Linked DNA regions of Homo sapiens: region 1 is linked to region 2. A link is a contact called in ENCODE Hi-C or POLR2A ChIA-PET data. All regions are on one chromosome and are shown on one strand. Each heading gives the region's core, a stretch centred on a gene start or an enhancer-like site at or near the end of the contact. The rest is flanking DNA. Distances are from core to core; before and after follow the strand shown. Region 1 overlaps UVRAG (UV radiation resistance associated). Region 2 overlaps UVRAG (UV radiation resistance associated).

Region 1 (3,392 bases), core at 494-2,993, 46 kb after region 2:
AGCTTCATAAAATAAATTGAGGATCTTTACCTTCTTTTCTATTCTCCAGAACAGTTCATATAAGATAGGAGGAAGTATCTCTATCTTAAAGGTATGGTAGAACCTAGAAAAAAACTACTGTTTTTTGTTTGTTGCTGGGGAGAGTGTAGATTTTTAACTACTGATTTAATTTCTGTAATGCTTACAGGTCTGTTTCTGTTTCATTTCTCCAATTCCTAGTTAACTCACTCCAGTCTGATTTTTAGTTCTATGAGTATACTGAAATTCCTTTTATCTAGCTTGGTGCCTACCGAATTCTAAACATAGACCCAAACTCAAAGGTCACTTTTCATCCTTATCCTGTTCAGTGGCACCTGGCCTTGCTGGCCATTCCTGCCTTCCTGAAACACTCTTCCTTGTTATCTTCCACAGGACTGCCCTCTCCTGGCTTTCTGCTTCTAGCTTCTCCATGGCCCCATCTTAGGCCCTCTTCCCTTTTTCTCTCTGTACTCTCTTCTCTTTTTTTCTTTCCTCCTCCGCCTCCTCTCTACCCTCTTCTTAAGTGTTCTCACCCATTCCCATCATTTTGAAAGCTGTTATGCTTATGACTCCCAAAGTTTTGTCTTCAGTGTAAACCTCTCCTGCACACTCTGGATAGCCAGGGGCCTACTTGACTCTGCCCCTGGGAGTATTAGAAGCATCTCAGCCTCAACACAGCTAAAACCCTCCTTCCACCAGCATAATTCCTGTCAGCTAATGGGACCCTGTCTACCCAGTTGCTCAAACCAGGGAATCATCCTTGATCCCCTTCTTTTCTCCACTCACATCAGAGCTAATCTTATTCATCAGCAAGCCCTGTCATCACTATCTGCAAAATACATATCAATCTGTTCACTTCCCATCTCTGCTATTGCCACTCCAGTCCAAGCCACCACCTTTTCTTACCCAAACAGCTGCACCAGTGCAATTTGTCTCCTTGTCTTGTCCTGCCTCTGTCCACTCTCCAAAGTAGCCAGGATGATCTTTCTAAATGTTGGCTAGATCTTAATCACTCTTCAGCTTCAGTGGCAAGAGTGAAATCCAAGTTTTCTTCCATAGTCTACTTGGCCTCTGCCTCATCTGATACCACTCCCTTTCCACTCTCACGTCCTGTCGCTGTACTGGCCTCTGTGTAGTCATGTGAATAAGCTCTTTCCTGTCTGAGTGGTTGCACTCACTCTTCCTCTGTGTAGAATGTGCTCTGTCTCTTCCTTCTTTCCTACCACCTTCCTCACCTCATCGCCTCATAGAGAGGGAATAGTTTAAGAAAAGCCGCTTTATGAACACAGCAGCTTTATTGGCAATGAATAGGCACCTTGGCTGGAATGCAAATTCATTTTAAGAATGGGGAGAATCTGGGCTTTGTGGTTCCTTGGCAATCCTTTTTAAGAAAAAGAATACAAAATTACAAATACAAAATTAGAGATGAAAAAGCATTTGGAATGAGAAACAAATCACAACAAATTACTGGAACCTTAGGGATTAGGTCCTTTTCTTCTGAGATGTCTGTAGACAATTTACTCAAATTATTTACATATAAATGCTTCCTCATTGCAACCTGACTGCCCTTCTACTCCTAAAACACTGTAATTTCCAGCAACTCTCAGTTCTAAGGTACGGAGAAATTAATTGACTTTCCAGGCATAATTGACCCATGAACCTGTAGCAATAAAAGTAGAATCTAGGTGTCCTGGCACTGTTGCAGCAAACCCATTAAGCTCCAAGCTCATACATTTATAAATGTAGTGCCCCTCTGTGCCAGCTGTGCCAAGCATATTAACACTGAGTGAACAGGAATGTGTCACTTTATGGTACTGTAACGTAAAATAGGCTACTAAAGTAGATGCAAAGCACTGCAAAATGAATGCTACATATCAGTTCCAAGTAAAGATCACGGCAGGAAGCCAGGCTGGAAGTCACAAAGCTAAACAAAGCCGGAGCAAGCACTTTGAGTCTCAGAGGAAATCTGAGAATTTCCGAGAGCAGCCGTGGAGTGAGGAGTTACCTCTCAAGCCTGTGCTCCTTAGGGCAAAGGGTAAAAAAACTCAGGTTCCTAAGGGAGGCTCTTACATCTTTTGTAAAGCAAAACACTTCCATTTTCTGTGTGGTTGTTACCATTCACAGATTGGTCCCTGTGGAGGCAGATTGCTGTATGTTCTTTTGGTGTTGAGGATTTCATACTGGCTGAGGATCAGTGCATTCACTGAATTCCTCCTTATGGTAAGCTTCAAAGTTATGTGACAGCTTGTTTTGTTTTATTTTGTAAAGAAAAGCTGTGATAAAAATCCTCTTAATAAAGTAATTCTTTTTCTTGCACAGTATGGAATTCTTAGCTAATATGAGAATGATCGACCTGATTAATCCTAAAATGAACCCCCATTTTTTATGAACACAGTTGCACAGGGCACAGCTCTCAGTGATTTATGCCAGGTCTTTCCAAAAGGAGTGCCCATTTTTTCATCCTAAGATTATAACCTAGTCGTAACTGCCAAGCAACACAATTTTGAAAAGCAGAATTTCAGCTTAGAATCTGTGCTCTTTTGAATACTGTGATTGAAAGTCACCAGAATGTCATTTAAACATCCTAGTTTTCTTTTACTATTGCCTGCATAGTGATCTGAGACTCAGATTGACATGCACAGGCACCACTGATGTGGGTGCTGAAGAATGTGCACCTAAGCTGCAGCCTAATGGCTGCCTGTAAGACAACAAGTTTAGAACTGAGTTGAAGAGATTATGTGCGAGGTTGCTGTGAGTGGGCTGTGTGATGGGGCCCCAGCATCCAGGTCCTCAGGCAGTGCCTCGATTTTGTCTCTCCACCACTCTCCCACCCTTTCTCAACAGACCCCCAGGCATAGCACTCTCATTTGTGACCTCCGTTCTTTACTTAGGCAAGTTCCCACTACCCAGAATAGCCTGCCCCTTCCTCTGCCCTATCCAGATGTTGCTCTCACTTCAAGACCCAGCTCATATCCTATCTCATTCATTCACTCACTCAACACCACAGTGGCAGCTACAGAGATAAGTGTGTATTCCCTCAGTAGCTTAGAGTCACTTCTTTGCCGAGTCTTACCCACTAGGCTTTTGAGCAGCTTGGGTCTGGGGACCACGTCTTACTCATCTCTGTGGTCCCAGCCTGGCATTACAGAAGCCAGGGAGGCTAGAGAAGGGAATGAAGAAGCCATCTGAGCTGTTCTACTCATGGAATATGCTCCTTGAGCTTGTGTTCAAGGAGCTTACAGTCTAATTAAGGTGGTGAAATAGGAACAAAACAACATGTACTGAAAAAAGTAAAAAGTACGACATGCTATAAGGGAGAGTTATTTTGAACATTCAGAGGAAGCCCTTTAGTTCCCGGTGTGAGGGGTGTAGAC
Region 2 (3,048 bases), core at 276-2,775:
GTGTGTTGGAAAGAGAATATGCATAAATCACTTCTGCTGCATACTGAAGTACAGTGGTTGTTTCAAGGAAAAGCACATGTGCAATCGAGTTGCTAAGTGAACTACCTTCTTTTTTAAAAGCCTTGTCTTTACTTGAAAGAATGACTGACAAATTATGGTTATTTAGACTTAAGTATTTGGCAAACATTTTCTCAAAACTGAATGAAGTGAGCCTGTCTCTTAAAGGAAATCAACTGATGATAAAATTCAGGATTTTAAATGAAAATTAGAATTCCAGATCGCTTGTGTCTGCCACCATGAGATTGGCAGCTGCCCAATCCTTAAGGATTTTTTTGATAAGATTGGTAGTGATAATAACACATGTGATTTTTAAATAGTTTATAATGGAATGTGTCAGCATTAAAAATATATATAACTCAATGAGCCAATGTTTTCCAAATGACCATTGTATAATGCTATGAAATCATACGTAGGTAAAGATCCTTTCAAAGTGCCAGAAAGACCAATGGATTTTAATGTAAAAGAGTATGAAAACTTTATTGATAGGGTTTCAGATTCTGCATTGCTACTAGTACCTTTAAAAAGCTATTACTTAATGAGGTTGGGAGTAGTATCAAACAAGAATATCCACAACCATCTGAAAAAGCACTTAAAATACTCCTTTCTTTTTCAGCTGCGTATCTGTATAAGGCTGGATTTTCTTACTAAACAACACATGGTAACAATGAGTGCAGAAGACAATGTGAGACTCCAGCTGGCTTCTATTAAGCTAGACATTGCAAAACAGACTTGCAAAAATGTAAAACAATGTCACTCATCTCACTAAGTTTCTTTTTTGGAAAATTTGCTTATTTTTCATTAAAAATATTATTTATATTAACAAGTAATAGATTGCTATTGCTATTTTTGGAAGAATTCACAAACATGCAAAAGTTTTCTTAATTTCAATTTTTAATATGATAATTATTGATACATATGACCCATATAAATGAAAGCCCTTTGGGGTCCTCAGTCATTTTAAGAGTATAAAGGGATCTTGAGACTAAACTTTTGAGAACCACTGTCTTAGAGAATGTGGCCATCCAGATTTTCTGTGAAACTCTTCAATTGCTCCAAGACACATGTGTCATTTCCCCAAATGTGGAAACATAATATGAGAGACCTACCAATTTGCATTCCAGGAATGATATGTAGTACAAGTCAGAAGGCTAGCAGCTATCAGTGGATTCTTCCTTGTTGCTTTTGTAAGCCAGGCCTCTTCTCTCCTTTTCTGAAAGCTCAATATTTAAGAGTATTACTTTGAGGGTATATTGTACAAATAATAATGATGATTTACATTTGTATAGAATGTAATGGCTTTGGAGTGTGTATTTTTATTTGTGTAGCTCATTTCATACTCTATGAAGTATGTTGACCAAGTCTGTCTTTAGAGATAAGAAATTGAGCTGCTGCTATGCTGATTTCCTGGGGATGACAAAGCTATTAAATGGCAAGCAATTCAAAACCAAATCCAGTTATATCCTACTAACATTATTTGTTTTTCTTTTTAATTTGGGCCTTCCTACAATTCTGTGAGTTAGACAGGGCATAGACAATTATCTGCATTTTACAGAAGAGCCCCCTGAGACAGTGAGTTAAGTAGAAGAGCTAAAATTAGAACCTGGGGATTTCATGACTCCCTTCCTTTTACCCTATTACTTCTCTTCCCCTTCAAGTTAAGACTTCATAGAAAGTAAAAATAGCTTCTCCATCCAAAACAGCTGGGAACCCCTGTTCTGCCAAGGACGTGATCCTTCTGTAAATCTTTACTCCTGGGGCCCACAGTGCACAGCTATTTAGAAGGGATCAATGCCAGCTTCTACCCAGCAGCTTAAATTCATGTATATTTCTTTAACATACAGCCAAATGTATGTGACACATGAGAAGAAAATATGCTTTTATTTTCATAATTCTTGGAATCAAAAATATAAATTCCAAGGATGTTTTAATAGTCAAAATGCCTTTCCCCAACTACTGCATACAAAATTTGCCAATAATAATGGTGGAAGCTCTTTATAAAAAGTACTAAATTTAAAAAAAAGTTTACTGAGATATATTTCACATAACATACAATTAACCCATTTAAATTGTACAATTCAGGCCAGGCGTGGTGGCTCACACCTGTAATGCCAGCACTTTGGGAGGCCGAGGTGGGCGGATCACTTGAGGTCAGGAGTTTGAGACCAGCCTGGCCAACATGGTGAAACCCTGTCTCTACTAAAAAAATACAAAAATTAGCCGGGCAGGGTTGCAGTCGCCTGTAATCCCAGCTACTTGGGAGGCTGAGGCAGGAGTGAAGGAGTGGCTTGTACCTGGGAGGCGGAGGTTGCATGAGCCATGCCACTGCACTCCAGCCTAGGCAATAGAACAAGACTGTGTCTCAAAAAAAAAAAAAAGTATATAGTTCAGTGGCTTTTAATATATTCACCAAATTGTGCAACTATCACCACGGTCAATTATAGAACATTTTCATTGCCCCCAAAAGAAACCCTGTACCCACTAGTAGTCATTCCTCATTCCCTCAGGTTCCCCATCCCTGGGCAGCTACCAGCCTACTTTCTGTTTCTATAGATTTGCTGTTCTGGACATTTCTTACAAATGGAATCATAAAATATGTGGTCTTCTGTAACTGGCTTTATTTGCTTTCCATAGGCTCAAGGTTTATCCATTTTGTAGCATGTATGAGTCATTCCTTTTTGTAGCCAATTTTTTTTGCAGTTGGAAGATGTGTATGTATATACGACATGTTATTTATCCATTTACGAGTTGATAGACTTTTGGGATGTTTCCATTTCTTGGCTGTTATAAGAATGCTGTTATGAACATTTGGGTACAAGTTTTTGTGGGGATATAGTTTTCATTATTTTGGGGTGTATACCTAGGAGTGGAATTGCTGAGCCATATGGTAGCTATGTTTAAATTTGAGGAATTGCCAGACTGTTTTCTAAAGTGGCAACACCATTTTACATTCCCACTACTAATGTACAAAGGTTCTGTATTAGTCTGTTC

The links. A loop is a pair of places that touch in the nucleus more often than their neighbours do. ChIA-PET counts read pairs that join two places held with the same protein, here RNA polymerase II (POLR2A). Pooled maps may share reads with other maps.
Region 1: a loop to region 2 is called in a map of heart right ventricle, with 2.6 times the contacts of the local background. The contact joins two enhancer-like sites. A Hi-C loop is called at or near these places in 10 of 168 maps with a recorded cell type or tissue (Caco-2, Right ventricle myocardium inferior, cardiac septum and 3 more), 2 of 37 single-sample maps with no recorded cell type and 10 of 50 pooled maps. POLR2A ChIA-PET finds 5 or more read pairs at or near these places in 5 of 52 experiments (AG04450, Caco-2, OCI-LY7 and 2 more).

Annotation. Positions count from the first base shown.
Region 1 is chr11:76,118,833-76,122,224 of GRCh38, forward strand. The region is part of intron 14 of UVRAG (UV radiation resistance associated); the gene reads left to right. Among named protein-coding and RNA genes, the nearest start is that of WNT11, 86 kb to the right of the region's middle. RefSeq lists an enhancer at 1,711-2,438. Within about 2 kb of position 1,744, at least 6 of the 41 ENCODE cell types and tissues checked have a DNase peak (open chromatin) inside an H3K27ac peak, as active enhancers do.
Region 2 is chr11:76,073,191-76,076,238 of GRCh38, forward strand. All of the region lies in intron 13 of UVRAG (UV radiation resistance associated), which reads left to right. Among named protein-coding and RNA genes, the nearest start is that of WNT11, 130 kb to the right of the region's middle. Within about 2 kb of position 1,526, at least 2 of the 41 ENCODE cell types and tissues checked have a DNase peak (open chromatin) inside an H3K27ac peak, as active enhancers do.